Linked DNA regions of Homo sapiens: region 1 is linked to region 2. A link is a loop called in an ENCODE intact Hi-C map of the cell type or tissue named here. Cell type or tissue: dorsolateral prefrontal cortex. All regions are shown on one strand. Links, peaks and the distances in the headings refer to the core of each region. The heading gives the core; the rest is flanking DNA. Region 1 overlaps PRICKLE2 (prickle planar cell polarity protein 2). Region 2 overlaps LOC105377123 (a long non-coding RNA gene).

Evidence for each region. Hi-C counts contacts between places; a loop is a spot of excess contacts. Peaks named below come from ENCODE experiments on the same cell type or tissue, not always from the same donor. Only the 100,000 strongest peaks of a DNase experiment are listed, where the experiment ranks them.
Region 1: it touches region 2 in a loop (3-fold over the local background); 5 of 110 quality-filtered maps call a loop at or near these places.

Annotation. Positions count from the first base shown.
Region 1 is chr3:64,177,388-64,182,770 of GRCh38, reverse strand. All of the region lies in intron 2 of PRICKLE2 (prickle planar cell polarity protein 2), which reads left to right. Among named protein-coding and RNA genes, the nearest start is that of PRICKLE2-AS3, 7.5 kb to the left of the region's middle. In dorsolateral prefrontal cortex, for the core only: a CTCF peak has its summit at 3,305 (motif pointing left); no DNase peak of the experiment used is centred there.
Region 2 is chr3:64,481,708-64,487,090 of GRCh38, reverse strand. All of the region lies in intron 3 of LOC105377123 (a long non-coding RNA gene), which reads left to right. Among named protein-coding and RNA genes, the nearest start is that of PRICKLE2-DT, 39 kb to the right of the region's middle. In dorsolateral prefrontal cortex, for the core only: CTCF peaks have their summits at 2,294 and 2,504 (motif pointing right); a DNase peak (open chromatin) is centred at 2,480.

The sequences.
Region 1 (5,383 bases), core at 226-5,225, 300 kb after region 2:
TGTCTTAGTCTGTTAGCCACTTGTCTTAGTCTGTTTTGTGCTGCTATAACAGAATACCTGAGACAGTGTAATTTATAAAGACCAGAAATTTATTCTCTCACAATTCCAGAGGCTGAAATGTTCAGGATCAAGGCACCAGCATCTGGTGAGGGCTTTCTTGCTGCATCCTCAGGTGGTGAAAGGCCAAAGGGCAAAAGAGGGAATGTGTCCCCACATGGCAGAAGAACAGAAGAGATGAACCCACTCCAGCAAGTCCTTTTTTTTTTTTTTCTTTCTGAGACAAGGTTTCATTCTGTCACCTAGGCCAGAGTGCAGTGGTGCAATTATAGGTCACTGCAGCTTCAACCTCCCTGCACTCAGATGATCCTCCATCCTCCCACCTCAGCCTCCCAGGTAACTGGGACTGTAGATGCGCACAACCACTCCCAGCTACTTTTTGTATTTTTTGTAGAGACAGGGTTTCACCTTGTTGCCCAGGCTGGTCTCTAACACCCGGACTCAAAGGATCTTCCACCTTGTCCTCCCAGAGTGCTGAGATTACAGGTGTGAGTGACCACAACCACGCCTGGCCACAAGCCCTCTTTATGTCAGCATTAATCTATTCCAAGCAACTTCCAAAAGGTCCCATCTCCCAACACTGTTGCATTGGGGAATAAGTTTCCAACACATGAATTTGGGGGTACAAATTCAGACCATAGGGCCACTCTTCAAGAACTCCAAGCTTCCTCCCACCTCATGCCTTTGCACTTGCTGTGCTTTCCTCCCTCTATCACTTTTAACAAAGCTCCAGTTATTCAGCATTTTTGTCTTCCTTCTTAATAGTGATCTTCTGTGACACACGTTTTAATGCCACATCTTAGATTACCCATGAAAGATTTTTCTTCCCGCCTTGAGTAGCCTGCATCTCAATATACTTCTGAATCAATTCACCAGACCTTGGGTTCATATTCACTCAAGCCAAAGTAAGATATAATTTTGGGTAGTTTCTCTTTAAAACAAAATCATATGAATACTAAGAATTTTAAGATCATTTTATGTCTGTTATTTTTCACACATCTTTGCTCCCTTCACTTAACACATTAACAACGGATTCTGAAACTCCCATTTTCAAAGGTTACTTCCTAAACATGTGGTAGAAAAGTTAAGATTGTTTTTTTTTCTTTTCAATCCATTTTCTGCCTAGTTTCCGAAAGGATCTGGAAGAGCTGTCAGTAGAATAACTAAAACAAGGGGAAAGCATGCTATAGGCAACAAAGAGAAAGGACATAATTATAATAGATAACCAAAACTAAAGGGCACTAGTAGAGTAAGGCAATGTTGTTGGCTAACCACCTAACAGTATCTCCAGTTTTGGATGAAGACTGTGATAGCAAGAGGATGAGCGTTGTTTTAGTCTGGATGTTGGGACTGTCAGGATGCGGAAGGATGCCTGCCAGAACTGCTTTTTTGGGTCTGAGCCTCATTGATGCTGAGTGCTTGTCTCTCACAATTGTTGGCTAACACCTTTTGTTGCTTCTCATGCCACTCCTAGAGCAATCAGAAGACTCTGTCGTGAGCCAGGAAGAGGTACTGTATAAACGGAATTCTATAATCTGTAAAATATAACAAAGTGAATGGCCTGAGACTAATAATTCAGAAGCTATAACTTGCCCAATTATCAGTGGTGATTTATTTCCTAGGTCTTCTCAATGAAAATGCTACACACGAATGAGTTGCCAGATCATTTCATTTGTTATAGATTCTGATTGCTGGGGCCAGCATCTTCCCTGTGATCCTTGATTGTCTTATTAAAAACAGAAGGAAAGTTGCTTATGAAAGGACTTAAATGTAAGTGTAGACACACTGTCTGACTCATTTTCTCCCCATTGATTTTCACCATAATTTCAGAGAATTTACCACAGAAAAACATTTGTTCCCAACACGTAATAAAAATCACTCTCAGCTGGGCGGTGGCTCACACCTGTAATCCTGGTACCTTGGGAGGCCAAGATGGGTGGATCACGTGAGGTCAGGAGTTTGAGACCAGCCTGGCCAACATGGTGAAACCCCGTCTCTACTAAAAACACAAAAATTAGCCGGATGTGGTGGCACATGCCTGTAATCCCAGCTACTCAGGAGGCTGAGGCAGGAGAATTGCTTGGACCCAGGAGGTGGAGGTTGCAGTGAGCAGAGATAGTGCTACTGCACTCCAGCCTAGGTGACAGAGTGAGACTTTATTAAAAAAAAAAATCATTCTCAAATTGTCAAATTTGTAGATACTGAAAGGAAAATGGTGGCTTCCAAGGGCTGAAGGGGAGGAGAATGGGAAGTGAGTGGTTAATGAGTACAGAGTTTCAGTATGGGAAGATAAAAGAAGTTCTGGAGAAGGATCGTGGTAGCAGTTGCACAACTATGTGAATGTATTTAATGCTGCTGAAAAGTGGTAAAAATGCTAAATTTTATATTCTGTATATTTTACCGCAAAATAAATAAACACATACATACATAGATAACTCTCAGGAATTGGAGCAGTCCCTTCAAGGACCACATGGTCTTTGTTGAGGATGAACCTGGGCACATTAACTTCTCTTGCACAGACCAAAGGGGAAACAAATTCACCAAGCCTGAGTTAGTTCCCATAATCCTCATTATATAACATACGCACATAACATTCAAAGTATGCACATTACTCAATAATGCAGTTGATTTCTACCTTCTTTGGAGTTCAAACTGATCCATGTGGCTTTCATGATTAAGCAGCCACTCTGGCCTGTTTAGTATTTAAGGTTTTAGCAGGAATTGCAAGCTTGAAGAATGAACTGTGACTACACTGCTCATTGATTCATCAAATACATAGGACAGAGTGTAATCCTTTGACTAGTTTTGGGAGACAGTGGGGTGGAATGGATAGAGAATGAGCTTTGAAGTCAGACCTAAATTTAAATCCTGGCTCAGCCCTTTACTCCTTGGTGATCAAATGGTTTATAATTTTGTTGATCCCCATTTTTCATGATTCTGTATTTGCAAATGTGCCCACTTGCCAAAATTTATTTGTAACCCCAAAATCAATACTTGCGGCAGCACTTTCATGGTCATTTGCAGACTTTACTTGTACCCTGAAAATCAATATTTGCAGCACTCTCGTGGTCATTAACAGGCATACACTGAGGGATAAAAAATTTGAATTGCCTAATGCATACATGGCCAGCTGAGGTAGAACAGCTAATTCTATGCTTTCTTATTCCAGCTCACAGACTGAATAAACAAGTGGTCTATTTAGGGCCACTTTTTTGCATCCTATGCTTTTTGTTGGTGATTTCACTGTTTAAAATAGCCCCAAGCATAGTGAAGTGCCATCTAGTGTTTCTAAAAGCAAGAAGGCTGTGATGTGCTTTATGGAGAAAATACGTATGTTAGGCCAGGCACGGTGGCTCACACTTGTAATCCCAGAACTTTGGGAGGCTGAGGCAGGCGGATCACCTGAGGTAGTGAGTTCGAGTCCAGCCTGACCAACATGGAGAAACCCCATCTCTACTAAAAATACGAAATTAGCCAGGCATGGTGGTACATGCCTATAATCCCAGCTACTCTGGAGGCTGAGGCAGGAGAATCACTTGAACCCAGGAGGTGGAGGTTGTGGTGAGCCGAGATCGTGCCATTGCATTCCAGCCTGGATGACAAGAGCGAAACTCAGTCTGAAAGAAAGAGACAGAGAGAGAGAGAAAAGAAAAAGAAGAAAGAAAGAAGGAAAGAAAAGAAAGAAAGAAAGAAAGAAAGAAAGAAAGAAAGAAAGAAAGAAAGAAAGAAAGAAAGAAAGAAAGAAAGAAAATATGTATGTTAGATAATCTTCAGTCAGGCATGAGTTATAGTGCTGTTGGGCATGAGTTATAGTGCTGTTGGCCATAAGTTAAATGTTAATGAATCAACAATACATATTAAGTAAGTTGCCCTTAAAAAGAAACACACATGAAACAAGGTTATGGATTAATGGGTTAACGAAAATGTTGGGACCAGAGGCTCACAGGAACCTAACCCCATATTTCTCCTAGGAGGAATGTTTAGTATTCAGAAATTCAGTGTTTGCTGTGATTTTATAGCACATAACTGCCATGAATAAAGAGAATCACTTGTGTTTACCTTTGCAAAATGTAATATCCTGTTTACATAGTACTCTCTTCTTTCCCTGCTGTGGCAGGGATTATGGCTATTTACAAATGGTTGGTTCCTTCTTCTTCCAGGCACAAAGGGGGAATGTACTTTCTCAGTCCGTTTAAAGTTAGGCATGTCCATGAGACTTGCTTTCACCAATGAAACCTGAACAGAAGTCACATGTATCATATCCAGGAAAAAAGCTTTTCACTGCCAGTGTTCAGCTCCAACCATCCTTTTCTCTGCTGCCATCCTCATGGAGGCATATCTCCATATGGAGCCCCCATCACCTGGGTCTCTGCCTACCTATAGGAGGATACAGTGTGAGACAGAAATAAAATCATGGTATAGATAAGGGTTTAAGATACAGAATATATACGGTTCAACAAGAAGACAACTCAGTTAAAAGATGACTGAAGGACTTCAATCAACATCTCTCCAAAGACAATATACGGTCGGCTGATAAGCACATGAAAAGATGTCCAACATCATTAGTCATTAATATAATGCAAATCAAAACCACAATGAGATACTGCTTCAGACCTACTAAGATGGTTATAATTTTAAAAACTGGAAAATAAATGTTGGTAAGGATGTGGAGAAACTGGAATTTCTGTGCATTGCTGGTGACAATGTAAAATGGTGCAGCCACTTTGGAGCACTGTTTGGCAGTTTCTCTAAAAGCTAAACAGAATTACCATATCATCCAGTAATTCCACTCCTAGGTATATATGCAACATAATTGAAAGCAGAGATTCAAACATAATTGTACGCCAACATTCACTGAAGCATTATCCACAGTAGTGAAAAGGTAAAAACAACCCAAATTCCGTCAACAGATAAAAATGGATAAACAAAATGTGGTATATACATGCAGTGAAATAATAGCCACAAGCAAAGTCCTGACACATGCTACAACAGAAATTAGCCTTGGAAACATATTAGGTGAAATAAGCAGACACAAAGGACGAATATTGCATGATTCCACTTATATGAAGTATCTAGACTAGGCAGACTCATAGAGACAGACAGTAAATTAGAGGTTACCAGGGGCTGAGGGGAGGAGAAATGGGGAATTATTATTTATTTGGTGTAGAGTTTCTGTTTAACATGATGAAAAAGTTTTGTGACGAGATAGTGGTGATGATTGCATGATATTGTGAATGTACCCAGTGCCACTGAATTGTACACTTAAAAATGGTTAAAATGAGGCCAGGCATGGTGGCTCACGTCTATAATCCCAGCACTTTGGGAG
Region 2 (5,383 bases), core at 333-5,332:
GTTTGGGGAGGAGACTGGTTATCTGCTACAGCATCTAGAATGTTACCTTAACCAGCACAGTAAGGAGGCGGGGCACTGCAAAAGAACGTTGAATGAGATACTCTCTGTGCTGTGTGCGAAAGCTTGGGCAGGCTGTGCAGGAAGTTGGGCTGGGTTCAGATCCTGCCTTGCCATTTCCTGCCTGTGCTATTCTTCCAAAGGCTCTGAGCCAGCAATTTTAAAAGTCTTAAAAGTTGAGACACCCATCATTGCCTGATCACTCTCTTCTGAAGAGGTTCTGGGAGAATCAGACCTAGAAAGTAGGTCAAGGGTTCTTTGATTTCAGCTCTGTTTTAATATTTTTACCTTGGCTACGAGTTTAGAGCAAAATAAAAAAATGCCCTGCGGGAACAGCTTTTCCAGTTCTCCTTTTGCTGCCTCTTTTTTCCTTCCTTCCATATCTTAGGATGAATGTGGATACAGGCAGCCTGAATTCATGGCCAGCTCTGCCATTTTGATGTGTGTGACCTCAGCCAAGTGTCCCGGCCTTTCTAGGTCTCCATTTCCACATGTGTAAATTGAAGAGAATATGACCTTACCTTGCCCGGTTATGTGAATTAAAGATGTAATATTAAAAGATGAGCACACAGGAAGCCCTCGGGGGATATAACAGAAGCAGGACAGGGCTCCCACTTCTATTAGTACTATTACTTCTAACCTTTACTCCCTGATTCGTGCTTCTCTTCAACCCTTCATTCAGTAACCATTTATTGGGTACCTACTATGTCCCAGGGAGTGAACAAGAAGGCAAAGTTTCTGCCCTCTTAAAGTTTGTCTTCTGGCAGAGAGGTAAATGTATTTTAAGTGAACAGAAATAACATAATTGCAAATTGTAATAGATAAAGGAAATAAACAGTTTGCTGAGATAGAGAACAAGGGCTGAGGGGAAGGTGAGACATATGTTGAATGTGACATTCAGGGAAGGTCTCCCTGAGGCGGTTACATTTCTATGAGCCCTGAAGACTGAGAGACAATCAGACAGCAGAAGAGCTAAAGGGGGCACCATCTGAGCAGAGAAAGGCTCTTTCAAAGGTCTTCAGGTGACCACCTGCGGTGGTCAAGAGGCAGATAGGAGGCCAGTGAGTGGTTAGCAGAGGGTGTGAGAGGCCAGGAGCTAGGAACCCAACAGGACTTCTAGATTGATAGGTCTCACCCTGCCTGACAGGCCATGGTACAGAAGGTGAATTTTTAAAATATACATATATAAGTGTAATAAGTCATTTAAACAGGAGTTTCATGGTCCACCTTATATTTTTACAACAGTAGTTCTCAAAGTGTGAACCTCAGCCCAGGAGGGTCACCTGGGAATTTGTGAGGCATGGAAATTCGCAGGTCCACTTCTGGCCTGATGAATCACAGGCTCTGGGAGTGGAACTCAGCGGTCTGTATTTTAACAAGCCCTCCAGGAGATGCTGCTACTGCTGGTCTGAACTGGAAGCTCAGTGATTCTCAATCCTGGATGCACAAAAGAATCATCTAACTTTGGGAGGCCAAAGCAGGTAGATCGCTTGAGGTCAGGAGTTTGAGACCAGCCTGAGCAACATGGTGAAACCCCATCTCTACTAAAAATACAAAAAATTAGCTGGGTGTGGTGGCACACACATAGTCCCAGCTACTTGGGAGGCTGAGGCCAGAGAATCGCTAGAACCTGGGAGGTTGAGGTTGCAGTGAGCCGAGATGGCACCACTACACTCCAGCCTGGGTGACAGAGCAAGACTCTGTCTCGAAAAATAAAAATAAAAAGAATCATCCAGGAGCTTTCATGAGCTACGAATGTTGAGAGACCTTCTACCCACTACCCCTAGATTCTGATTTAATTAGTCAGGGTTTGGCCCCTGGGTGTTGGTAGGTCTTGAATGTTCCCCAAGGCATTCCATAGCTACAGCAGGTAGGACCACAGCTCTAGCTGCTGCGTGAAGAATAGACAACAGGGGGAAGGGAGGAGATGCAAGAAGATCAGGAGGCTAATGCAGTGGTCCAGGTGAGGGATGATGGTGGCAGAGAATATGAAGGGGCTTAGACAGATTTTAAATATATTTCACAGAGAAAAACCCAACAGGACTTTTAGATTGATAGGATATGGGGTGGAGAGGTGGGACTTATATTCAGCATCAGATCGAAGGGAATGCCAGCCATAATAGTAAAGACCCTGTGCTTTTAGATAGCCTGCAGCTAGAAGACCCTGGCAACATAGCCTAACGTTGAGCACAGGGCCCCAAAGAAGTCCATCTTCTCTATCTGCCTGGCAACAAAGAAGATTTCAGCAAACTTAGCAAGATCTAAGCTTATCCTAAGTTCTCAGAGGAGCCACAATGTGAAAGGGACTTTACGAAAAAAAAATCTGAATACTCAGCTAGGATGTTCCTGTTTTACAGCCCAGTCTCCTGGGAACACTCTGGGCACTGGCCCTTCTGGGGAGAACAGGGGACTGGATGGTATATCCAGGAGTGACCAGCAGGTGGCATGCCAGACTCAGAAATGTGTATTGCAGGGAGCAAGGCAACTCTTGCTGTTTGCTGCTTAAACAGAAGAAAAGGATTCACTCCGGAAGTAATACTCATGTGTGCCATGTACTAAATGGCTACTGTGTGCCAGATACTGTGCCAAGTGCTTATGTGTATATTCTCATTTAATCCTCATAGCTCTACAAGGTGAGCTCCACCACTGTACATATATTCAGAGATCTAAGTGGCTTGGGCAATGTCACTGACATGGTCATTGGCAGAACCAGCCTTGGTCCTCTAGCCTGTCTGACCCCATGGCCACTTTTCCTGTCAAAAGGGCCAGGATCCCCAGCGGCTCTTTCTTGTCCACAGTGGTGCTCTCACTCACACTTGGGGGTAATGCCCTTGGAAGGTGGGGCCATCAGAATTATCAAAGCCTTTAAAGTCAAACGCCCTGGGCTTTGCCGCTCACTTGCTGTGCGATGGTAAGAAAGCTACTTGGCCTCTCTATCCTCAGGTTTCCTCATCTCTAAAATGGGGTGAGGCTGGGCCCAATGGCTCACTCTTGTAATCCCAGCACTTTGGGAGGCTGAGGCAGAAGGACTGCTCGAAGCCCGGAGTTCGATACTAGCCTGGGCAACAAAGTGAGACCACGGCGCTACAAAAAAAAAAAAAAAAAAATTAAAATGCGTTGAGACGTGAGGCAGTGAGCTGTGGTGAGATGATCTTATGTAACTGACCCAGAATCTTGCTTGCTTGGCCCAGAGGAGTGCTCAATGAATGGCAGCTTTTCTGCTTAAAATGATTTCACAGGAGGTAGAGACAACTCTGAAAGGTCTAAAACTGTGCTATCCAATGGTGCTCTCTGCAGTGATAGAAATGCTCTATAACTGTGCTGTCCAGCAGCATAGTCATAACCACATGTGGCTATTGAGTGCTTAATACATAGCTAGTGCAACTGAGAGATTGAATTTTAAATTTTACTTAATTACAATAAATGTAAATTTCAATAACCATATGTGGCCAGTGGCTACCGTATTGGACAGTGCAAGTCTAAAATGTGTCTGCGCTCACAGTCTGTGTGTCCTTTACAGCCCCTTGGGTATGAAACAAAATAAGTTATGTTCAACATTTGGATCCTGGCATATAGCAGGCACCCAGTAAATTTGAGTTAGTCAGAAATGGGAGAGAAAGGAAAATCAGTAAGTGAAGCCAAAGCAATGTTTTACATTTAACAAATTGTGTAAAATTGTAGAACTGGACTCTCAGACTTCTCCAGCAAAATCTTCCAGAGTTCAGTAACCATGGGGGACTGACTGGGGCAGGTTGTTAGTTTTTTACCCTTTCAAGCCAGAATTCTCTAAATATTTCTTCAGCCTGTATTCGATGGGGACAGAGAACAAATGTGTTCAAGTGAATAACGTGTGTGTTCAATACAAATTCCTTTCATCTATTCACTGACTAAAGAACACTTCCTCCTTTTCTGTGCCCCCTCTTCAAATTTTTTTTTGCAATTTCACAAATCAGACAACTGCTTAGAAAGTTTATTCTCTCTCTCTCTCTCTCTCTTTTGTTTTGTGTGTTTGTTTTTTGAGACAGGGTCTCACTCTGTTGCCGAGGCTGGAGTGCAATGGTGAGATCTCAGCTCACTGCAGCCTCAACTTTCTGGAGCTCAGATGATCCTCCACCTCATCCTCCCAAGTAGCTGGGACTATAGGCATGTACCACCACACCCAGACTATTTTTGTGTTTTTTCTGTAGAGACAAGGTTTCACATGTTGCCCAGGTGGGTCTCAAGCTTCTGGGACCAAGTTACTTGCTTGTCTTGGCCTCCCAAAGTGCTGGGATTACAGACATGAGCCAGCATGCTGCGCCAAAAGATTTTAAAGGTTCAAAGTATAAATAACAAAACAACTGGCCCCCCAGGAAGCAGCACTATATCATGCATTTCTCACTTCCAAAATTTTATCTATCCAGATTTTGTTTTTAAGTGATGGTCAGTTGGCAATTCTTGCATGTTCCATAGTTGAATCTTGCAGTTTATAAAAGCTAGTGGCAAACATTTTCTCCAGAGGTAGGTCTGCATTGGCTGACACTGCCATTTGCTTCTATCTGAAGATAATTTCTAGTCAATATTGGGACCAATTTGCATTCCACCTGTGGTTTAAGAAAAATCTGAGTTAATAGACATCTTATTTCCAAAGTATCCCAGTGATGTGTAGTGGTCCTTGTGGACTGGCCCCCTGGGCTGCTGGTCCATTTCCTAACCTGGCTCTGACCCAGTTAAGACCAAGCCCCTCTCCTCCAGAGCATCCTGTTCTGGCCACAGGGCGGACATTCTTACCTATACCAGGCAGAACCTTTCTTACCTGTACAGGGCAGAGCCATTCGTTGCTCCTCACCATTCTGAAGACTTGTACTCTATCTGGGTGCCCTAGCTACCAACATGAAGTAGCGGTGATCACAGCTCCTTGAACAAGACCTATGGCTCTGACAACAAACAGCCCCATGAAAGGAGCTGCTTTTGCTTTTTGTATTTTTAACTTTTCCCTTCACTATACCTCAAAGCCCTCTAGGAACATAGAGAATCCTCTGCCAGAATGACATGTTCTTCTGTCTTTTATGGCTCTTAGATTCTTTTTTTTAAATTTTATTATTATAATACTTTAAGTTTTAGGGTACATGTGCATAACGTGCAGGTTTGTTACGTATGTATACATGTGCCATGTTGGTGTGCTGCACCCATTAGCTCGTCATTTAGCGTTAGGTATATCTCCTAATGCTATCCCTCCCACCTGCCCCCACCCCACTAACAGTCCCTGGTGTGTGATGTTCCCCTTCCTGTGTCCATGTGTTCTCATTGTTCAATTCCCACCTATAAGCGAGAACATGCGGTGTTT